2 separate regions of the Homo sapiens genome follow, and region 2 is linked to region 1. The links are chromatin loops, found by intact Hi-C in ENCODE. Cell type or tissue: B cell. All regions are shown on one strand. Links, peaks and the distances in the headings refer to the core of each region. The heading gives the core; the rest is flanking DNA.

What was found. Peaks named below come from ENCODE experiments on the same cell type or tissue, not always from the same donor. Only the 100,000 strongest peaks of a DNase experiment are listed, where the experiment ranks them.
Region 2: a loop joins it to region 1, with 4 times the contacts of the local background. A loop is called at or near these places in 5 of 110 quality-filtered maps.

The regions. Positions count from the first base shown.
Region 1 is chr3:47,316,483-47,333,115 of GRCh38, reverse strand. It overlaps KLHL18 (kelch like family member 18), which reads right to left. Exons shown (of 10, transcript NM_025010.5): 2 at 13,333-13,463; 3 at 10,408-10,548; 4 at 2,967-3,165. Among named protein-coding and RNA genes, the nearest start is that of KLHL18, 42 kb to the right of the region's middle. RefSeq lists a silencer at 9,103-9,397. In B cell, for the core only: CTCF peaks have their summits at 8,435 and 8,645 (motif pointing right); DNase peaks (open chromatin) are centred at 8,665 and 9,375; H3K27ac peaks cover 655 bases.
Region 2 is chr3:47,103,889-47,111,888 of GRCh38, reverse strand. It overlaps SETD2 (SET domain containing 2, histone lysine methyltransferase), which reads left to right. Exons shown (of 21, transcript NM_014159.7): 6 at 5,769-5,892. Among named protein-coding and RNA genes, the nearest start is that of SETD2, 56 kb to the left of the region's middle. In B cell, for the core only: no CTCF peak of the experiment used is centred there; no DNase peak of the experiment used is centred there; H3K27ac peaks cover 446 bases.

The DNA of each region.
Region 1 (16,633 bases), core at 3,879-11,878:
CAGAGGCCACACCCCAGGCCTCCAATCTCAATGCCTCCACTTCCTATACTGAAGCAGTCCCTTGGGCCCATCAATCTTTTCTCCTACTTGTCTCTGAAATCCCTGATTTCTCTCTACTTCCTAGGCTACTAGAACAGCTTCCTGAATTTCATTATGATTATGATTTCCTAGTGAAAAATCATCAATGGCATCTTATTACTTTCTGTGAAAACAAAATGCCTGTTTCCCTTCCCGCTGCTCCTGTACCCCTGCTCCCTCTAAACTCCCTCCATCACCCTCTCTGTACTCCGGCAAGGCTGGGCTGGTTCTCCTGTTTACACTGTCCCCCCTCATCTAAAATGCCCTCATCTCCTCCTCTTCATCTAAACCCACTCCCCTATTTTTAAGGCCTGGCTCTAGATCCATGTTCTCCAAGGAGCCTTTCTTAATGGCTCCAACCACAAGGACCTCTCCCTCTAAAGCCCTACAGCCCTTATGAAATGTATCACTCAAAGAAATGTGAGCTGCCCCCCCGCCCCCCGTCATATTAATTAGTTTAAGAGCTAGGGACAGGACACCTAGTTTTTGGAATGAGGCTTTTTCCTCGAAACCACAGTGTCTATGCTGCCAAGCCCAGGATCCACTTTTCTCCCAGGCTCCTATCAAGCCCGCTTCACCTCTCTAGCATCCCCCTTTTCTAGAGGAAAGAGGAAAATAAATCATACCTTTTAATCCCTCCTCAAATTTCTTTTTTCTTTTCTTTCTTTCTTTCTTTTTTTTTGGAGATAGGGTCTTGCCCCATCGCCCAGGCTGGAGTGCAGTGGCGCAATCTCAGCTCACCTCAACCTCTGCCTCCCAGCTCAAGCAATCCTCCCACCTCAGCCCAAGTAGCTGGGATTACAGGCCAGGAGTTTAAGCTGGACCAGGCCTGGCTAACTTCTGTGCTTTTAGTAGAGATGGGGTTTTGCCATGTTGCCCAGGCTGGTCTCAAACTCCTGAGCTCAACAAATCTGCCCACCTTGGCCTCCCAAAGTGCTGGGATTACAGGCGTGAGCCACTGCTCCCGGCCTTCCTTAAGTTTCTAACCTTCGTCCCTCATCCTCACTCTCAGGTGAGAAAATAGAAAATCAGAAGAGAATTTCAGTAAGAATCTACCTGTCCCCCGTCCCTGGGCGTGTGCCCCAGCTCTCCCTCCTGCTACTGTGGATATGGATGGCTTGTGCTCCTATCAAAGATGCACACCCTTATGCCCTAGACTGTCCTCACTTATTCCAGAACATCATTCCAACAACTGCTCTCCCATTTCTCCAATATTATCAATTCTTCCCTCTCTTCTGGAAAACTCCCAACAGCAGTCAAATATGCTGTAATTTCTCTCACTTTAAAAAAAAAAAAAAAAGGTCGGGCCTGGCGCAGTGGCTCACGCCTGTAATCCCAGCACTTTGGGAGGCCGAGGTGGGCAGATCATCTGAGGTCAGGAGTTCGAGAACAGCCTGGCCAACATAGTGAAACCCCGTCTCTACTAAAAATACAAAAGTTAGCCAGGCATGATGGCGCACACCTGTAATCCCAGCTACTTGGGAAGCTGAGGCAGGAGAAATGCTTGAACCTGGGAGGCTGAGGCTGCAGTGAGCTGAGATTGTGCCATCGCACTCCAGCCTGGGTGACAGAGTGAGACTCTGTCTCACAAAAAAAAAAAAAAAAAAAAAAAGGCCTGGCATGATGGCTCATGCTTATAATCCCAGCACTTTGGGAGGCCAAGGTGAGAGGATCATGTGAGGCCAGAGTTCAAGACCAGCCTGGCCAACGTGGTGAAACCCCATCTCTACTAAAAATATAAAAATTAGCCAGGCATGGTAGCGGGCACCTGTAATCCCAGCTACTTGGGAGGCTGAAGCAGGAGAATTGCTTGAACCCGGGAGGCAGAGGTGCAGTGAGCTGAGATTGTTGCCACTGCACTCCAGCCTGCCTGGGCGTTGGAGCAAGATTCTTTCTCAAAAACAAACAAACAACAACCCCTCTTGATTTCACAGACCCCTCCCACAGCTGCCCCAATGTTCTGTTCTTCCTTAGAACAAGATTCTTTCAAAAAGTTATCTATACTAGGCCGGGCACAGTGGCTCACGCCTGTAAACCCAGCACTTTGGGAGGCCAAGATGGGCGGGTCACTTGAGGTCAGGAATTCGAGACCAGCCTCGCCAACATGGTGAAACCCCGTCTCTACTGAAAGTATAAAAATTAGCCTGGCATGGTGGTGCATGCCTGTAATCCCAGCTACTCAAGGAGGTTGATGCGGGAGAATTGCTTGAACCTGGGAGATGGAGGTTGCAGTGAGCCAAGATCGCACCACTGCACTCCAGCTTGGGTGACAGAATGAGACTCTGACTCAAAAAAACAACAAAAAAATTATCTATGCTTGCTGTTTCTGGTTCACAGGAGGATTATTTCTAATAGTAAATATTGGAAATAACCCAAACATGCAAGAATAAGGTGAGTAGGTTGACAAAAATCAACAGAATGCTATTTAGACACTAAAATGTATGGAGGCCAGGTGCGGTGGCTCACGCCTATAATCCCAGCACTTTGGGAGGCTGAACTCACTTAAGGACAGTAGTTCAAGACTAGCCTGGGCAACATGGTGAAACCCGGTCTCTACAAAAAATACAAAAACTAGCTGGGTGTGGTGGTATGTGCCTGTAGTTCCAGCTACTCGGGAGGCTGATGTGGGAGGATGAGGCTGCAGTAAGCTATGATCTTGCTACTGCACTCCAGCCTAGGTGACAGAGCAAGATATTATCTCAAAAAAATAAATAAAACATAGAAAGTTTTCATGAAAAATGCATGATACAGTAAAACAAGCCCAATAATATACAACAGCCACATACATGTCATGATCTTAACTTTGTAAAAAAATACATAAACAAAACAATGACTATAAAGAGCAGCATCTCATGTCACCTGCACAGACTGCTACTGGGCTCACATACCTGCTCCTCAGATTTGACATTCAGCTCATCCCGAGACACCAGCTCAAGCACGTCTTCCAAGGGCAGGGCCAGGAACTCTTCTGACATGGACACCTCCACAAAGTGCTGGTGGATGAAGCTGTTGGCAGCGTCGTACAGCACAGCACACATCATTGTCTCAGCAAACTGGCGCACACCCAGGCAGTTTTTTGGGTGAAGCCTTTGGCATAAGGAAAGAAAAAAAAAATTAGAGGAAGAAAGGATGTTATCTTTGATCATTCTCAGGCTGGTTCTGGGTAGAGCCACAGAATGAAAACAAATTCTTAACCTCAGCTTTGTTGGAAACTGTATTTCTCTGGGACTCAACTTCTAAAGGTATAAAATTAAGAAGAAAGATTATCCTCAAAGGTCCCTGCCTTTTGGGCCTGGTGCTCTGTGCGTCAGGTGGAATGAGCTCTCTGGGTAGTTCTGTAAAGTAACTGTCAGAAGGTGAGAAGTAACCATCACAGGAGTGCAGGCACTGAAAATCTGTTTGAGACGTTCCACCACTGAAATTCCTGGTTGAGTGTCCAGGGCATTATCTCAACTTTGGTCACAAGGAAGGCACTGAAGTCACAGAATTAGAGTTTAAAAAACACAGACAGGGCTGGACACGGTGGCTCACGCCTGTAATCCCAGCACTTTGGGAGGCTGAGGCAGGCAGATCACGAGGTCACGAGATCAAGACCATCCTGGCTGACACGGTGAAACCCCGTCTCTACTAAAAATACAAAAAATTAGCCGGGTGTGGTGGCGGGCGCCTGTAGTCCCAGCTACTTGGGAGGCTGAGGCAGGAGAATGCTGTGAACCCAGGAGGCGGAGCTTGCAGTGAGCCGAGACTGCGCCACTGCACTCCAGCCTGGGCGACAGAGCAAGACTCCGTCTCAAAACAAAAAACAAAAAACAAACAAAACAACAACAAAAAAAACACAACACGGACAGATGGCTTCTTTAGTATGGGAACTCTTATACTTGTCTTTTTTTTTCCTTTTTTTTCTTTTTTGAGACAGGGTCTCACTTTGTCCCCCAGGCTGGAGTGCAGTAGCGTGAACACGGCTCACATCACCCTTGACTTCCTGGGCTCAAGCGATCCTCCTGCCTCAGCCCTGCAAGTAGCTGGGACTACAGGTGCCACCATGCCTGGCTAATTTTTGTACTTTTTGTGGTAGAGACAGGGATTCACCATGTTGTCCAGGCAGGTTTGAACTCCTGAACTCCAGCAACCCACCTGCCTCGGCCTCCCAAAATGCTGAGATTTTTTCTTGTTTTAGATAGAAAGAGACTCCACGGGCCTAATTGTTCAGACAAGCAGAAACAACAGCAGCAGCTATCATTTATTTACCATCAGTGAGTCAAGTGTTTTGCTAGGCCTTTTATACACATTCTCCAGAATCTTCTTAACCTGTAAAGTAGTAACGCACTCACAGATGGAAAACAGGCTCAGGGAAACCAAAAATGGTGCTCACAGTCCCTTGAGATAAGCAAGTGGTGGTGCTGAGATTGAAATCAGGACTCTTGTGCACATTCCCACGGTAGCCTGGCAGACTTACACTCATCAGGGCTAGAGAAACCCAGGATAAATCCTGGCCCTGATGCTCATGGGGCAACTTGGGTGGGTTATGTTCTTCCAAGTGTCAGTAATTTGCTCACCTGAAAGAAGATGATGACAACAGCTACCCACCTCTTAGGGCTGAGCCATGATACATGGTACCTGGTATGAAGTTAATGGCTGTCTTAATTTTTTATTATGGTTGTTTTTGTTTTTTGAGACAAGGTCTTATTCTGTCACCTAGGCTGTAGTGTAGTGGTGCAATTATGGCTCATGATAGCCTTGACCTCTTGAGCTCAAGTGATCCTCCTACCTCAACCTGCCAAGTAGCTGAAACCACACACCTAGCTAATTAAAAAAAAAAAAAAAAAGTGTTTTTTGGTAGAGAAAGCATCTCCCTATGTTGCCCAGACTGGTCTCAAACTCCTAGGCTCGAGCAATCCTCCTGCCTTGGCCTCCCAAAGTGCTGGGATTACAGGCATGAGCCACTGTGCCCAGCTTGTTTTTCTTACTACTGTTGCATCTAAGAAAATTCCAAACGAGCCCAGTGCGATTCTAAAATCTTGGTGACAGCAGCAGACCCTGGGGGATTCTTATTTGGCTCCATGACTGATTCTCTGTAGGGATGGTATTGATCAGATTAAAAATTGGCCGGGCATGCTTTTCTTCATTAGAAAGGTTTATGTCTTTTCCCCGACGTTAAGGTTTTAGGCACAGGGTTATATTTATTTAGCAATATTCACTATTGTCCCCTAGCAGTTGACCCATCAAGGACTGAATGAATGGGCAAGGTACCTTGGAGCCTGGCTTTATGACTAGTCAAAATTCTACATAGTTATTTCATTCCAGCCTGAGCTTGCTCTGTCCATTGCTTTGGAAACTGATGTGAATTTAGAAGAGCACAGAAACATAAGCAGAGAGCAAGATGTAGGCAAAGTTCATGGCCACTGAGGAATACAGCGCTGAAGGTCAGAATGTCAGCTCAGTCATCTGTCAAATGCCTTTCTCCTAAAGCACTTATAGTGATTGAATGAGACTTGTTAAAGCACTTTACAAATATAAGGCAGATATAAAGATAAACCTTCCCTGGGCCTCTACAGCATGTGCTTCACTATTTCCTAACACTTTGACATCAACCTGAGAGGAGGATTCAAAATGCCACGGGGCAGAAGCTGGATCAAGTCCAAGGATATGGGAGCCAATGATCAACGTAGCCATTGGCATTCATTTCCAAACTCTCCTTCTCAGGTTAGGATTCTCGTACCTTATTTTTGGGTGTCTTTGATTAGCTTGGCATAATACTGAGCACAAAACACACCTTTTTTTTTCCCTTTTGTTTTTTTTGAGACGGAGTCTCCTGGTGTTGCCGAGGCTAGAGTGCAGCGGCATGATCTCAGCTCACTGCAACCTCTGCCTCCTGGGTTCAAGTGATTCTCCTGGCTCAGCCTCCCAAGTAGCTGGGATTACAGGCGTGCGCCACCACGGCCGGCTCATTTTTGTATTTTTAGTAGAGATGGCATTTCACCATGTTGGCCAGGCTGGTCTCCAACTACTGACCTCAGGCGATCTGCCTGCCTCGGCCTCCAAAAGTGCCAGGATAACAAGCGTGAGCCACCACGCCCGGCCAAAACACACCTTCCTTTTTTTTTTTCTTTTTTTTTGAGATGTAGCTTCGCTCTTGTTGCCCAGGCTGGAGTGCAATGGCACGATCTCGGCTCACCGCAACCTCCACTTCCCAGGTTCAAGCGATTCTCCTGCCTCACCCTCCCGAGTAGCTGGGATTACAGGTGCCTGCAACCATAGCCAGCTAAGTTTTTTGTATTTTTAGTAGAGATGGGGTTTCACTATGTTGGCCAGGCTGGTCTCGAACTCCCGACCTCAGGTGATCCACCCTGCCTCGGCCTCCCAGAGTGTTGGGATTACAGGCGTGAGTCAACGTACCCAGCCAAAACACACCTTCTTAACTGAACTGGGCTTTTACATCCAAGAGGATGGGGGACGTGGGGAGCCTGTTTGTGAGGCAATTAGTGGGGGAAAAGGAAGGAGAGCGGCCACACAGGAAAGGGGCCCATGCAAGAGGAGGAGGGAGATATGAGGGAAAATAAACCTACAGCTACAGGGTTGATGGAGACCCACGTCTTTCATTAGCCACATCACAACCTTCTTCCTTGCTGACACAGCTTGACTTTGGAAGCAAGAAGACAGCATAAGACATAATGCTTTATCAGAGGCAGGAAGCGGTGACTTGAATTAAACAGGTTACTGACGTGGTTCATTGACGCATTTGGTGTACCAATCTACCTCTGAGAGAATTTCAGAAAATACACAGCTCCAAGGCTGGGTGTGGTGACTCACACCTGTAATCTCAGCACTTTGGGAGGCCGAGGTGGGCAGATCACTTGAGGTCAGGAGATCAAGACCAGCCTGGCCAACATGGTGAAACCCCATCTCTACTAAAAATACAAAAATTAGCTGGGTGTGGTGGCACACGCCTGTAGCCCCAGCTGCTCCGGAGGCTGAGGCAGGAGAATCGCTTGAACCTGGGAGGTGGTGGTTGCAGTGAGCTGAGATCATGCCACTGCATTCCTGCCTGGGCGACAGAGCAAGACTCTGTCTCAAAAATAAATAAATAAATAAAAATACAAAAATTAGCCGGGCATGGTGGCAGGCACCTGTAATCCTGCTACTCCGGAGGCTGAGGCAGGAGAATGCTTGAGCTCGGGAGGCAGAGGTGGCAGTGAGCCGAGATCACGAAACTGCACTCCAGCCTGGGTGACAGAGTGAGACTCCATCTCAAAAAAAAAAAAAAGCAAGAAAATACACAGCTCCAGTGCTTGCCTAAAAGCAAGGAGGCCCATACATTTGAAGGCCGGAAATAGGGCCACCAGAAAAAGTCAACCCCAGCCTCAGGGGGAAAAAAAGCAGCGGGCTGAAGATGTAATAGACTGAGCAGCCTCAGGAACTGTGGCTTTAAGAACTCTGATGGCATTGTGGCTTCTCTGTGCTGTCACATATCTTTTCCACTGGTGCTCAGAATGGTTTTCCTCAAGTCGCTGGCAATCAAATCTTGAAAATGATGCACCCTCGGCTGGGCGTGGTGGCTCACGCCTGTAATCCCAGCACTTTGGGAGGCTGAGGCGGGCGGATCACAAGGTCAGGAGATCGAGACCATCCTGGCTAACATGGTGAAACCCCGTCTCTACTAAAAGTACAAAAAATTAGCCAGGCGTGGTGGCAGGCGCCTGTAGTCCCAGCTACTTGGGAGGCTGAGGCGAGAGAATGGCGTGAACACAGGAGGCGGAGCTTGCAGTGAGCCAAGATCGCGCCACTGCACTCCAGCCTGGGCAACAAGAGTGACACTCTGTCTCACAGAGCAAGGCTCCGCCTTAAAAAAAAAAAGAAAAAAAAGAAAATGATGCACCTTCAAGGGCACATACGAAGTGGGGAGCTGGGAGACACCATCACATTCTGTAGCGAGGCTCAGGGAGAATCATTCCAAGGAACAGAGACAATAATAGGAACTACTGGTGAGAAAACAGAAAGCAGGCCATGGCTCTGGAGTCTGTGGCAGGAAACAGGAGAGGTATAGGTTTAGGTCTCAGAAAGGGTCCTGAAGGGCTGAATGAAAAAATGTCAAAGATAGGCTCAAAACATCAGGTTTATGCGTAAGTACTTATTCCTAAAATGCTACTGGTGCATGCAAACCTGCACTGGCCTAAAAATGACTTTTCTTTTTTCTTTTTAGTTTTTAGAGACAGAGTCTTGCTCAGTTGCCCAAGCTGGAGTAAGGTGATTGTAACTCACTGCAGCCTTGGGCTCCTGGTTCAAGCAGTTCTCCCACCTTAGCCTCTCCAGTAGCTGGGACTATAGATGTGAGCCACTGCACTTGACTAATTAAAAAAATTTTTTTTTTGTAGAGACAGGGTCTTGCTCTGCCATACAGGCTGGTCTGGAAATCCTAACCTCAAGCAATCCTCCTGCCTTGGCCTCCCAAAATGCTGGGATTACAGCATGAACCACCTCATCTGGCCTAAAAATCACTTTTCTAAGCAACTTTTAGATAACAGTACTTTACAACATAGCCTGGATCCAGTGTTGACAGTGACAATCTCAAAAGCCCCCTAGGTGGAGCTGTTGTCCATTGGTGAAGATTCGAGGCTCGTCAACAATCCTTTCCAGGATTAATCCTACTTAGCCACAGAGTCATTTCAGCAGTGGTAAAGCCCAAGGCCTCCAAGCCTGGGGCTCTACCTTACAGAAAAAAAAAAAAAAAAAAAAAAAAAAGAAAGAAAGAAAAAGAAAAAAGGAAGTCATTTTCCAAGTTCTGTGGGAAAAAGAGGTGAACTAAGTCCAGTCTGTGTCTTAAAAAGCTCACAAACGAGCAGGAAAGATAGTGTGTGCTCCTCACATCTCCATATGCACCCTCTGGCCTGCCCCAGAAGGCATCCCACAGCAGGGACAAGGTTGGTTCCGCAGCTTTACTCTTACTACAAGGTCTTTATAAAACTGCGAACAGCACCACTTACCTCAGGATGAAACCCTTTACCCAGTGTTCAGCAGATGAGCTCCCCACTAAATCTTAGGCATCATTACCACGGTTATTTGATTAGCTGTACACACAGCAGTACTCAGTGTGATGACCATGAGCACCGTGTGGGCAGGATATGAACAGACAGCGGGTGTGGTCCATAAGCTGCTAACTGAACTGGATAGGTGGAGTGAGAATAGGGGAGGGGAGGTCAGCTCCATGAGGGGATGAGGTTCGGAGGGCAGATCTGAGTCAGGAGGAATGCTGACAGACCAGATACCTAGTGATCAGAGTAGGCTCAGGTGAAGGCTGGGTGTGTGAAGCACCATAGACACAGGGGTGCTGTTTGGGGTCCTCCTGCCTGTCTGTGGCCCAGCACTAACCCACATCCCCAAGCCTCTGCTGGTTAAAAGGCCTTTACCTTATGACTAAGAGCTCTGGCTCTTGAGGGGGAGGGAGAGCCTTCTTAACTGCTCAGGCAGAAGGTCACAGGAGACCCACGAGGCCTACTGCCAAGCACTGGAAATAGGTGGGGGTATAATCCATGGTCCCAACCATAAAAGTGCATACAATGATAGTTCCCAATGGACTAAGGAGGATAGAGAATTCCAGTAAGTGAAATTTGGGTAGGCTCTTAAATAACTGAAGTATGAAAAGGAAGGTCAAGAAATTCAAAGAGGGCTGGGAGCAGTGGCTTATGCCTGTAATCCAAGCACTTTGGGAGACCAAGGTGGGCAGAGTTTGAGACCAGCCTGGGCAACATGGCAAAACCACATCTCTACCAAAAAAATTACAAAAATTAGCCAGGTGTGGTGGCACGTGCCTGTAGTTCCAGCTACTCGGGAGGCTGAGGTGGGAGGATTGCTGGAACATGGGAGGCAGAGGTTGCAGTGAGGCGAGATCATACCACTGCACTCCAGCCTGGGTGACAGAGCAAGATCCTGTCTTGAAAAAAAAAAAGAAAAGAAAAGAAATTCAGAGAGCAAAGTACCTAAACAAAGATGGAGATGGCTATGGAACAGTAGAGGAGCACTGCACAAATCAGTTTGGTGAGAAATCAGCTAAATTAGTGGCTGGTGAGATCGGAGGGGGAGGAACAGAAGATGTACATGTCAAGCCAAGGGAAAGGGCAGGCTGGACTATGTAAATCATGTTCTGAAAAAATTCATCTCAAAGAAGTGGGCACTGCTACAAACTGATTTCAAGAAATGTAAGTGCTGCAGAATAACCTTTCCAGCTCACTCCCTTCATAAACCTATATATGGTCCCAAGAACTCAGCAAACTGGCAGAAGATTCCAGAAATGAAATAGTCATGTTCTCCACCAGGCCCACCACATCACCTCACCGTTCTCGAAGGAATGTGCAGCAGGCGTCTTTGATGCTCTGCAGCTGCAGGAAGCTCGCCCCCATCAGCAATGACTGGACATTTTGCTGGTCAATGGCAAGGTTGCCGTTGTAGGCAAAGTTGATCAGAGCCTCCAGGGCACTAGAGGAAAGAGGGAAAGCTGTGAGGTGCTTTCAGAGACGAGTCTTGGCCCACGGGAGACTCAGGCCCTAACTGAACTGACATTACTTAGCCCAGGCCCTTTGAGAATCTATCTAATGGAGTAACTACTTCACCACAGCCTAAAACTCATTCTACCAAGTTGTCTTCATTGCCCTACAGAAAATTCTAAAAAAGAGAACACAATCACCTACAATTTCACTACTGAAAAAGTCAACAGCGGTCATTTTTCTACATTCATTTTTAGTCCTTGATCGCCAACATGCATGAATTATATGGATATAATCATAAAATACTTATCAAGCCTTTCCCATGTTGGTACACTGTCTTCATGTTTATTGTTTTTAGTGGCTGCTATATAATATTTCAACATGCAAATATGCTATCATTTATTTCCTTTATTGGTAAGCATAATAGCCATTACCATCTTATTGCTGTTAGAACGTTTTTGAATTATTTCTTTGGGGTAAATTTCTAGAATGAGATTTCTGACATTTTTTCTGCTTTCAATTCACACTGAAAATGAAATCCAAATTCCAGCTATAAGGCTGTATGTGCTCTGGTCCCTCTCCATCTATCTATCCTCCTCACCTCCACTTTCTCCCTTTCTTACTTGATTCCAACATTCTGGACATATTCTTACCTCAGGGCCTTTGCAATGACTGCTCCCTGTTTGGAGGGCTCTTCCCCCAGATGGCTCATTCCCTCACTTCAATTAAGATGTCTCAGCTCAAATGCCACCCCATGACAGGTGCCTTCCCTGATCACCTGAAAATAGCACAGACTCCACCATCCTTCACTAGCCTTTACTCTGCTTTACTTTTCTCATATCACTTTCACTCTTAGCCATACCATGCATGTATTTGGTGACTGCCAAATCACTACTAGAAAGCTGGCAGAAGCCGGGCGCAGTGGCTCACGCCTGTAATCCCAGCACTTTAAGAGGCCGAGGCGGGCGGATCACCTGAGGTCAGGAGCTCGAGACCAGCCTAACCAACATGGCAAAACCCTGTGTCTACTAAAAATACAAAAATTAGCCGGGCGTGGTGGCATGAGCCTGTAGTCCCAGCTACTTGAGAGGCTGAGGGAGAAGAATCGCTTGAATCCAAGAGGCGGAGGTTGTTGCAGTGAACAGAGATCATGTCATTGCATTCTAGCCTGGGCGACAGAGTGAGATTCCATCTCAAAAAAAAAAAAACAAAACAAAACAAAACAAAAAAAAAAAACGGCAGGTGCCTGTAATCCTAGCTACTCATGGGAGGCTGAGGCAGTAGAACTGCTTGAACCTGGGAGGTGGAGGTTGCAGTGAGCCCAGATCACACCACTGCACTCCAGCCTGGGTGCCAAGAGTGAGACTCCATTGCCTCCCCCTCCACTCCCCCCAAAAAAAAGGTTGGCAGAATGAGAAGAGGTGCTGTTTTCTCACTGCTATACCTCAGATATTTGATAGAGCTGTGCTCATCATGGATGTTCAGGCAATCTCTGTTAAATGAAGCCCCTGGACTATTCATGGGACGAGCATGCCTCCTTCAGACACACACCTCAGAGAATAGGAGGGCACAACTGCCCTTGGACACCTTACTTCTACGTCTTTCCTCATAAGTAACTGGCCTAAGATTTCTTTCTTTCTTTTTCAAGAGTCAAGGTCTCACTCTGTTGCCCAGGCTGGAGTGTAGTGGTGTGATCACAGCTCGCGGCAGCCTTGACTTCCTCGGCTCACCTCCTACCTCAGCTTTCTAAGTAGCTGAGACTACAGGTGTGCACCACCATGCCCAGCTAATTAAAAACAATTTTTTTTTATAAAGATGTGGTTTATGTTGTCCAGGCTGGTCTTGAACTCCTAGCCTCAAGCAATCCTCCCGCCTTGACCTCCCAAATTGTTTGGATTTCAGGTGTGAGCCACCTTGCCTGGCCTGACCTGAGATTTCTACCTTGCCATGGGTATATAAATCCTCTTCCGGTATTGGGGCACTTTGATCATCTAGAGGGTAACACACAGTCTCCTAGCTCTTTTCCCCCTAGTTGTCACCACTGTCAGATTAAGAGGTTGGGCAATAACTGACTACCAGCTAAGGGGATAACCTTGGGCTTGATCTCCTTGAGCTTCAATTTTCTGAACCATGAAATAACCATAAGATCTGCCACCTTCTAAACCTGTGTTGTCTAATATAGTAGCCATTAGCCACATGTGACTATTTAACTTTAAAATTAAATTGATTAAAATTAAACAAAATTTAAAATTCAGTTCTTCAGTCCCACTAGTCGTATTTCGAGTGCTCAATAGCCATCTGTGTCTAGTGGCTACCATTTTGGGCAATACAAATAGAAAGAACATTTGCATCACTGCAGAAACCTCCAGTGGACAACACTGTTCTAGACTGATAAGAAGGGATGTAAATGAAGACACTTATTTGAAGAACTGTTTTGTCAGCTAAAATGACTAGCCCAGAAAAGTGCAGAGAATAATATACCACCACTCTTAAACCCAGCCCCAGTCAAAAAAAAAAAAAAAAATCATGGAGTCTAGGTCCTATTAAATGTATTTCTCTTATAGTAAGGTAAAAACAGCCCCATCAAAACTCCCTTCATTTTAACCCTATCTCAGACCACTGGCCCAGGTTCTAATCTGCTTATTAATCACTTATTATTTGTGTAGAGCTAGGCTATTAGACACTGTGTCCTGCTGCAGGTCCTCAACGGAACCGTGCACAGGCTGAAACTGCACTTGGAAAGCAGCCTGCGAAACCTAATGGTGGGATTCAGTACCTTGGGTCCATTCCTTGCATTACAATCTCATCCTGCTTGCACTCCATCATGTCATTTGTAAACATAGCATGGAAATACGGGATCGAGGCTGCTAAGACAATCCGGTGGGCACTGAATTTGTGGTCCCCAATCTGTGGGCAAAGTAAAATACAAAGACAGATATTGAGGAATGCAAAACAAAAACAAACAAACAAAAAAACCCACCCTGCCCCTCCGCCCGGCTCCACAGCATACCCCACTGCCCACTGCAAAGGCGGTGAAGGCATCCCAGGGCATGGAGGCCAAGGCTTAGCATGATGACCCTGAAGTATTTTAAATGCAATATACTCAGTTACAGTAGAAGAATGTAAACAATACATTTTAATGAAGCGTTAAAACAGCTAAAAAATTTAAGCCTGAATGGTTTCATGTAATCGTTTTTACTTATATGGTAGTCTCCAATGCACCCCTTTCAGCTACTCCACCAACTCAAATACCTGATTCCTGTAACACTTTATCCCAACCTCAGGCAGATGGACTAGACAAATGGTCCAAGAATGCTGGTGCTCCTAACAGTATGCTCCTCAAGAAGAGTAAATATGTAGTGACTGGGCCGGAGGCAGGGGCATGAGGAGATACACTGGTGTTGTGGACTGGCTGCTGCTCTGTATGGCTAGCAGGGACAGAGGCCAACTCTTCCTCCAATGAGTGTCAAATCCTCACTGACACACCCTTAGCCTGAGGAATTCTATAAAGTGTTTTCCAACTATCTGCCAAAAGGCTCTTCCCTTCAATAAGCCATTTATAGCTCCAAGCTATATAAACATTTCCACTTAAGAACTTTCTATTCTCCAGGAAGAGCAAAACAGTCCTTTTTTCCTTTTTATCAGGTTCCACATTAGTGAAAAGCCAGGGAATCTCACTATCTGATGGTCATCTCTTTGTGTCATATTTATCCAAGGATTGAGGTTGGAAGATCGAATCATTGGATTAAACAGGCGTGAGCCACCGCACCCAGCCTCTGCTCAAATTTCTTAGAGTTGTTCTATGAGGTTTATTACAAAAGAAAAAACAACAACTAGCAGTCTCTGTTTTCTTGATTCCTTGCCCGCGATTCCTACTCCCAGGGGCAACCTCTTGCTTCTAGGACTTTTCTCCATCTTTCTAAATAATATGTGCTTACATATTACTTGTTGACTTTTCACTTTGAGTTATTCCCTGTGGTACCCAACCTCTAAATAGCTCCCAGTAAATGCTCACTCTTGGTATTTACACCCTTGTGCAGTCCCCTCCCACAACATGTCAGGGTTGGTCTATGTGACCAACAGAATATAGCAGAAGTGACGATGGTATGTCACATTCAAAGCTAGGTCATAAAAGGCACTGAAATTCCTCTTACCCTCTTCTTCTGGATCACTTGCTCTAAGAGAAGCTAAATAACATATCCTTAAGAGAGGCCCATATGAAGAAGACTGAAGACTTCTACAGCTACCTGAGTGAGCTTGGAAGAGCATCCTCCAGCTCCAGCCAAGCCTTCAGATGACAGCAACTTTGTGAGAAATGTCTAAGCTGCTTCTGAACTCCTGGCCAGCAGAAACTGTGAGATAATAAATACTTGTTTTAAGTCACTAAATTTTGGGCCGGACGCAGGGTGGCTCATGCCTGTAATCCCAGCACTTTGGGAGGCCAAGGAAGGTGGATTGCTTGAGGGTGGATCAGGAGTTTGAGAGCAGCCTGGGCAACATGATGAAACCCTGTCTCTACAATAAATACAAAAATTAGTGGGCGCATGCCTGTAATCCCAGCTACTTGGGTCACTGGGGCAGGAGAGTCGCTTGAACCTGGGAGGCAGAGGCTGCAGTGAGCCAAGATCGTGCCACTGCACTCCTGCCTGGGATGGAGTCTCAAAAACAAAAAAGTCACAAATTTTGGGGTAGTTTGTTATGCGGCAAAAGATAACTATTATATTACTAATCTAATTCCTATTATGGAAGATTAAGAATTTGTCCTGATACCTTTCTTCATGTACTATCCCCTACACTCTCCCTATCTTTCCAATATAATTAGGTCAAATTTTGGTTAAATTAATATGAAGAGTTGCATTAAGTCTATGTAAATATTATTTGTAGCCAAGCCATGCTGTATACTGTCAGTATATATTTCCTTTTTGTATAATTTTTCTTTTCCCTAGAGCATAAAACTCTGGTTAATATATTCAGTCAGGTACTCTATCAGTTGTTTGTTTTAAGTTGTCTGTTTCTTGAGACATTATCTACTGGAACTCTTCCTGGGAATTCTGTTTCCCTCACCTATACTAACACCCCCGTTTCCTGAACCCCACGTAGTCCTCTTTCTTATTTATTCACTTGTTCTGGTAGAAAGTGTCTTTTAGGCTGGGCATGGTGGCTCACACCTGTAATCTCAGCACTTTGGGAGCCTGAGGCGGGTGGATCACCTGAGGTCAGGGGTTCGAGACCAGCCTGGCCAACATGGTGAAACCCCGTCTCTACTAAAAATGCAAAAAATTAGCCCAGCGTGGTGGCAGACACCTGTAATTCCAGCTACCCGAGGTGCTGAGGCAGAAGAATCACTTGAACCTGGGAGGCGGAGGTTGCGGTGAGCAGACACCGTACCACTGCACTCAGCCTGGGCAAGAAGAACGAGATTCCATCTCAAACAAATAAAAATGTGTCTTCTAGTAGAGCCTCATAAGAAGGGGTCTATGTACAATGTCTGAAAATGTCTTTACTACCCTCAAGCTTAGATAATAATTTAGTTGGTTAAAAAATTCAAAGTTTAGACTTTTTTCCTGTCAAAATTTTGAAAGTATTGCTCCATTGTCTTCTAGTTCTTTTGTTTTTAGAGATGGGGTCTTACTCTGTCCCCCAGGCTGGACTTGAATTCCTGAGCTCAAGCAATCCTCCTGCCTCAGTCTCCTGAGTAGTTGAGACTATAGGCATGCTAGTGTGCACCTGGCTATGTTTAAAAATATATATATGTATATATATACACACATATATATGTATATATGTATATATACACACACATATACATATATACGTATATATGTATATATACACACACATATACATATATACGTATATATGTATATATACACACACATATACATATATACGTATATATGTATATATACACACACATATACATATATACGTATATATGTATATATACACACATATACATATATACGTATATATGTATATATATACACACATATACATATATATGTATATATGTATATATGTATATATATACATATATATGTATATATGTATATATATACATATATATGTATATATGT
Region 2 (8,000 bases), core at 1-8,000, 220 kb after region 1:
TTTATTGTGGGAATTCAAAACACAGGTAATAAAGACAATAATTTTTTTTTCTCACTGTTTTCCCCTTGGCAATAATTTAGTTTTATGACAGGAATCCTCATATATCTTTTGATAAGCAAATTGTTCTTTTTTTTTTTTTCCTTTGAAGATAAGAAATGATGTTGATATTAATCTATCCTTTTGGGAACCAATCAGAAAGCAACATGTTTTGTTACACAAAAAGGGGGCTAGTAGGAACCTCATAGATTTCTCTTCTCCTCTAAGTTTTGTAAAAACACACCCTGGCTCATAACTGGTTTTTATTGTTTTTTATTTTTTTGAGACAGGGTCTTGCCCTGTCACCCTCGCTGGAGTATCCTGGCGCAATCATAGCTCACTGCAGTGTCGACCTCCCAGGCTCAATTTATCCTCCTGCCTCAGCCTTCTGAGTAGCTGAGACTATAAGTGTGAGCCAGTATGCCCAGCTACTTTATTTTTCTATTTTTTGTAGAGATGGGGTCCTCACTATGTTGCCTAGGCTTCTCATAACTGGTTTTTAATTGTTTATTTGAAGCAAATATCCCACAGAATTGTCATATGCCCCATATCCATTCATTGGATTCTTTATAATATTTTAAACAAATAATTGGTTACACTTCCTTTGAACACTGTTGATACAGAACTCAATACCTCTCAAAGCAGCCCATTGAATTTCCAAAATCACTAGTTCTAGTCCAGACGCACATTTTCAAAGATGCCTTCTTTCATTCTGCCCTAGCCAGCCAGGCCTTCTTGAGATTTTTTTTTTTTTTTTTTTTTTTTTTTTTTTTAAAGGAACCACAGTTTGGACACAAGCCTCTCTTACAGGGACAATAGTGGATGAGCTGTCTGGATGCTGGTCTTTTGTGGTATCTGCAGTAAAACACATAGCTTCAAACCTGATCTAAATTCTGTTACTTGCAACAGACACTCTTTGATAGCTCAGTGCTCTTCTCATATTAAGGGGAAAGGAGACTGGGGAAGGGAGGAAAGGATATATGGCTCCAGTTTATAAGCCAGGTTAAAATTTCCTAAAGCTCTTCCGTTTTCTTCAGCTATTCACAGAGAACCCTGCTTTGGTAAAATATACTAGGACTTAATGTTTCCATGTTTCCCATACCTTCCTACTCCTATAACTGCCACATGATGATGTGTAATACCAATAGTTTATGAATTTCATAAACTAGTCAAAACTCTTGCGTTGTTTACTGGTAGAGTATTACCATTTAATAAGGACAGATTGTCAGAGCTACACAGGATGAGAAATTATTTGGAGCTAAGTTACTAGTTAGTGTTAAAGTGCCATGGCAGACCCCACCAAAAAAGCAGGTTATTACCAAAACCCCTGTAGTTTTAGGAAATCTCCCAGTTGTAGGAAGAGAAGGCAGTCCAGGTTGACTTAATGTAATTGGATACCAGATAGGGTTTTAATTGAGGTAAAATTCACATAATATAATATTGACCATTTTAAAGTTTACAATTCAGTACCATTTAGTGCATTCATAATCTTGTGCAACTGCCACTTTTGTCTGTGTCCAAAACATTTTCATCATCTGAAAAGGGAACTAACTCTGCCTGTTAAGCAGAATCTTCTCATACCTGCCTCCTCCCAGGCCTGGCAGCCACTAATTTGCTGTCTGTTTCTGTGGGTTGATCTATTCTCGGTATTTCGTATAAATGAAATTATACAATATGTGGCCTTTTGTGTCTGGCTTCTTTCACTTAGCATTATGTTTTTGAGGTTTCATCTGTATTGCAGCATGTGTCAGCACTTAATTCCTATTTATGGCTGAATAATACTCTCTTGTATGGGTATACGATATTTTGTATATCCTTTTGTTAGTTGATGGACATTTGGGCAAATGAGGCTTTTTTTTTTTTTTTTGAGATGGAGTCTTGCTCTGTCACTCAGGCTGGAGCACAGTGGCACGATCACGGCTCACTGCAACCTCTGCTTCCCGGGTTCAAGTGATTCTCCTGCCTCAGCCTCCTGAGTAGCTGGGATTACAGGTGTGCGCCACCATGCCCAGCTAATTTTTCTATTTTTAGTAGAGAGGGGGTTTCACCATGTTGGCCCAGCTGGTCTCGAACTCCTGACTACAGGTGATCCGCCTGGCTTGGCTTCCCAAAGTGCTGTAATTACAGGGGTAAGCCACCGTGGCTGGCCGAAATGAGGCTTTTTTAGAAGCCATCTTTCCCCTCCACATTTTTTTGTTGTTTTCCGACACAGGGTCTCACTGTGTTGCCCAGGCTTGAATGCAGTGGCGCGATCACAGCTTACTGCTGCCTCAACCTCCTGGGCTCAGGTGATCCCCCAACCTTAGCCTCCTCAGTAGCTGGGACTACAGGTGTACACTACCATACTCTGCTAATTTTTTTGTATTTTTAGTAGAGACAGGGTTTTGCCGTGTTGCCCAGGTTGGTCTCGAACTCCTAAGCTCCAGTGATCCTCTCACCTTGGCTTTCCAAAGTTCTGGTATTACAGGCGTGAGCCACCACCCCTGGCCCGTTTTATTAATAAAAAGTTTCAAACTTACAGAAAAGTTGAAAGAGTTGAACAGTTAGTGTCCATGTAAGCACCACTTAGGTTTTATAGTTATTAACATTTTGTTCTGTTTGCTTTATTTTACATTCTCTGTCTGCCCGTCTCTTTTTTATCTATCAGTCTTTTTTTGATGAAGCTTAAAGGGAGTTGCAGACGTTACCCTTAACCCCTAAACCTTCCATAGCTTTGCAGTGACAGTGACAATTTCTGTCCCCACCCACCTGCCATAGTAGAGCCCTGTTGCCCTGAACAGGCTTTAAGGAGAAGGAGTTCAATGAAGTGACCCTATTCAGCCAGGAGCAAATTTCAGGCTTAGAAAAAGATTAATAAGAATCATAAGAATCACACTTCTCATTGCCTTTGCCTTCATGGGATTTAGTCACTGCATGCCAGGCAATATGATGTTTTCTGCTTTGTTTTTGTTTTTATTTTGGTTTTTAATTGAGACACGTAGCTTCTCTAAGAAACCTAAATCTTAGAGTTTTAAGGACTGCATGATAGACTTTTACACTGGCCTCATTTAGTTTTTTGGAGGTCAGGCAGCTGGAGGGTCTAGCCACTCTTCCTACATTCCCCAAATTCCTGAGGACTTTGAGATGCTTCTCTCAGCTGCTTCCTCAAGCTCAAACTGTTAGATCCATGTGTGTTGGTATATCCTTCCAACTTCCTGATGTGGGGTCTCTACTCTGAGTGATTTACTGGCTGGTCAGGCTCTGATATTTAAGAACTTTTTCTAAATAAGGTGATTTGAGAGTAATATCATTAGAATTGAATATTTTAGTAAAATTCAAGAAAGCATCTTTATAATATAATGAGGTAAATAGTTATTTAGGTGGAGTTTGAATCCCAGGCTGTAATTGAGCTTTATGAAGTTGGATAGATCACCTACATTATCCAAACTCTGTCTTATTTGTCAAATGGGCATAATATCGATGCCAGATGACATCAATATGCTTTATTTTTATTTTTCATACTACCTTTCAAAAGCAGGTAATCAAGCCTTAAATGAGTAAGTTTAGGGAAGATAGATTTTTGGCAGAAGAGGGATTGGAAATATTTTTTATGTGTGCAGTTCCAGATCCTGGATAATATATGTTTTGTAGTCACCACATTTAATTCACAAGGCAGTCCATGATGTCATTTTTCTTTTTCTCTCTTTTTTAAGTTTTTAAAAAATGTTTTAAAACATTTTTTAAAATTTATTTATTTTGGTAGAGACGGGATTTCACCATGTTGCCCAGCTGGTCGGAAACTCCCAGGCTTAAGTGATCTACCCACCTCGGCCTCCCAAAGTGCTGGAATTACAGACTTGAGCCACTGTGCCCAGCTTTTTTTTCTTTTTTAATGCAATGGGGTCTTGCTCTGTCACCTAGCCTGGAGTGCAGTAATGTGATTGTAGCTCATTGTAGATTCAAACTCAGGGCTCAAGCAATTCTCCTGCCCCAGGCTTTCAACTGGTGTAGTGGACTATAGGCACATAATACCATGGCCGGCTAATTTTTTAATTTTTTATTGTTTGTCAAGATGAGGTCTTCCTGTGTTTTTCAGGCTGGTCTTGAACTCCTGGGCCAAAGCAATCCTGCCACCCCCCCCCCACCCCCCCCCGCCACCCAAAGTGACTTTTCTTTTTCTTGAGGGAGGGCACTAATCCTGGAAGTGGAGAGTCCAACATTGTAGGACCTCAAATTTTGTCATCATTTTAAATTATTTGCAAGATGATAAGCTTCTGGGGTTAGAAAGGACATTTCAAATATTGGTTATAGAGGTAATAATTTGACTTTCTAGGTTTACCCATGAATAATCAGATTTTTATTATTGAGACCTAAATGTGTTTGTGATGGACTACTATATAAATATATATATACATCCACTATAAACTTCTCCAATCCTGTTTTTGAGCTCTGCTTTTTAATATATGTGTTCTTTTCTCATTTGTTTTTAATTGCTTTATTTTTTAAAGTAAAAGGATTTAATTTTTTTCAGTTGGCGAAGTTAACTCCTTTAATAAGTACATTGATTATGCCAGTATGTTGTAAACAAATACAAAAGATTTACATTAAAAAAATTTCTTTCATTAGAATTAGGGTATGTTTATTTTGAGGGGATAAGAAAAGACTTTCAGGCAGGCCATTTTATGTCAGAACTTCAGAGTAAAACATAGTATAACATTTGTCTACATAGAACTAATAGTTGAAGTCATTGGTTAGAATGAGCTTTTAGAGAATTAAGAGAAGGGGAAAAGACTGATAATTTAATATCTTCAGTTCAGAATAAATAGGTAAATAATCAAGAAAAGAACATTCAAAGATAAAGGGTAACTGAAAGATGCCAAAGAAGAAGATAAATAACAATTACTGATAACATTCTAAAGAGACGTCAAAGAGAATGTCATTACATAAAGGGAATTAGATTTGATCTTTAACATTTTTAGAGACCTTTGAGAGTAAAGACAGCAGAAGGGCTGCTATATTTAAGTTGCCTTCTTCTTTTTCTTTTTCCTTTTTTTTTTTTTTTGAGACGGAGTCTCACTCTCTTGCCCAGGCTGGAGTGCAGTGGCGCGATCTCGGCTCACTGCAACTTCTGCCTCCCAGGTTCAAGCAATTCTCCTGTCTCAGCCTCCCAAGTAGCTGGGACTACAGGTGCATGCCACCACACCTGGCTAATTTTTGTATTTTTAGTAGAGATGGGGTTTCACCATATTGGTCAGGCTGGTCTCGAACTTGTGACCTCAGGTGATCCACCCGCCTCTACCTCCCAAAGTGCTGGGATTATAGGCATGAGCCTCTGCGCCCGGCTGCCTTTTTTTTTTTTTTTTTTTTTTTTTTTTTTTTTAGAGCAAAAATCCTCTAACTTTTCAGTGTCTCTTGATTTCTTCAGAGCTGTTTTCCAGCTGTTAATAACTTTTTTTGATATTGTAAGCCAGACTTGAATGATTTAGTATCTAGTTAAAGGATATATATTTTGGTAGTAGGTATAAATTATAAAAGCATCTTAGAATCAACATTCTTTGAAAAGTACTGTGAAGGAGAAAAGTAACCTTGGTTAGAAGCTAGATACTTGACATGTGTTTGAAATTTATTTTGTGTAATAACTGAATTTATCCACATTGCAGTATTTATTTAAATTCCTTATTTTTGCCTGAGCATATATGTTTTCCCTACTGCTCCTAGGTAGGAAGTGCTATTTTTTTCCTTTTGGTTTGCAGGAACACCTTTGTCCTAGAATATTGTGGAGAGGTACTCGATCATAAAGAGTTTAAAGCTCGAGTGAAGGAGTATGCACGAAACAAAAACATCCATTACTATTTCATGGCCCTGAAGAATGATGAGGTAAGCAGCTTGGATATGTTTGCCTTGAAACAGATCTGTTAGGTTTGAAGGAGCCATTGATACTGATTTGATTTTTTTTTTTTTTTTTTTTTTGGAGACGGAGTCTCGCTCTATCGCCCAGGCTGGAGTGCAGTGGCAAGATCTCGGCTCACTGCAACCCCTGCCTCCTGGGTTCAAGAGATTCTCCTGCCTCAGCTTCCTGAGTAGCTGGGATTACAGGCGCCCGCCACCACGCCTTGCTAATTTTTGTATTTTTAGTAGAGACGGGGTTTCACCACGTTGGCCAGGCTGGTCTCGATCTCCTGACCTCACCAAAGCATTGAGATTACAGGCATGAGCCACCGTGTCCTGCCGACTGATTTCTAAAATATATTAAGCGACAAAAATGAGGGGCAGAGCAGTATAAATAGCGTCTATTTGTTTTCAAAAAGCGTGGAAGTTACTGTTGCATGACAAGGTAGAAAATAAAAACATGGAAGAGAGAGGAATTTACATATATATATGTAAAGATAAACGTAGTGTGTTTTAGATTACAACTCTTAGAAATTATTGATGACCCCCAGAGTGCCTTTTTTTTTTTTTTTTTAGAGATAGTGTCTTGCTATATTACCTGGGCTGGAGTGCAGTGGTGCCATCTTGGCTCATTGCAACCTCTGCCTCCCGGGTTCAAGCGATTCTTGTGCCTCAGTCTTCTGAGTAGCTGGGACTACAGGCACACACCATCATGCCCAGCTAATTTTTGTATTTTTAGTAGAGACGGGGTTTTGCCATGTTGGCCAGGCTGGTCTTGAACTCCTGGCCTCAAGCAATCCATGTGCCTCAGCCTCCCAAAGTACTGGTATTATAGGTGTGAGCCACCGTGCCTGGCCCCAAAGTGCTTTTGCTTATATAGGTTATGTGGGTTATAATTACTTATACTTAATCATATTAAAAATCACAACTGAGAAATTTAGAATGTCTGTTTAAAACCACATTAGGGCCAAGTGGGAGAATCATTTGAAGCCAAAGGAGGCCAGCCTGGGCAACATAGTGAGACCTCATCTCTACAAAAACAAAAAAAAATTAACCGGGCATGGTTTTGCATGCATCTAGTTACAGCTGCTCCAAGGGCTCAGACCGAAGGCTAAAACAGAGAATCACTTGAGTGTTGGCCCAGATTGGCCTCCCAGAGCGTTGGGATTACAGGCATGAACCACTACACCCAGCCCATCTTGGTCTTTATTTAGAAGTTTGTTGATGTTTTGTGGCCAGAAATCTGCCATAGGAACTTAACTATTGTTTAGTATCAGTTAGCCTATGGTAAAATTGGTTTCCTTGTATGTTGTTTTGCTTTTGTAAGTTGCAGTTTCAAAGAACCTGTTGATGACTTTAAGTGAGGACTTAACTGTAACAATAGTAAGCCCATTACTTATTGATAAAAATAACATGGTATTATGAAAAATAACTTTTTTTTTTTTGAGTCAGGGTCTTGCTCTGTTGCCCAGCCTGGGGTGCAGTGGCATGATGATAGCTTACAGCAGCCTTGAACTGCTGGGCTCAAGCAGTCCTCCCACCTCAGTCTCCTGAGGTGCTGGAACTACAGGCACATGCCACCATGCCTGGCTTATTTTTAAATTTTTTGTAGAGACAGGGTCTTGCTGTGTTGCCCAGGCTGGTCTCACTTCTGACCTGAAGCAATCCTCCTGCCTCAACTTCCCAAAGCACTGGGATTACAGACATAAACCACTGTGCCTGGCCTTGGAAAATGATTATTTAAATTTTTTTTTTTTTTTTAGTGAAAAGAGTTGCATCGCTTTACATTTTTATAAATCTCTTTAATGTCTGGCTTAATAAAATTCAGTTCAATTCTCATATATCTGCCTCTGTATTCAGTGTGGAAATGTAAATTCTAGGGACCTAACCCCAGAGCTGTTTAGTTTAACCCTAGGGATGGGTTCAGCAAGTTTTAACAAACTCTCCATGGGATTTGGATACACACTCAAGGTTGAGACCTATGGCATTGTGACATAGCCCACACTTTAAAGTGAAGTATTATACCATGCAGTGAGATTAGGATGTAATAGAATATAAGAAATGGCTAAGGATAAATGGGAGAGACACTGATAAAG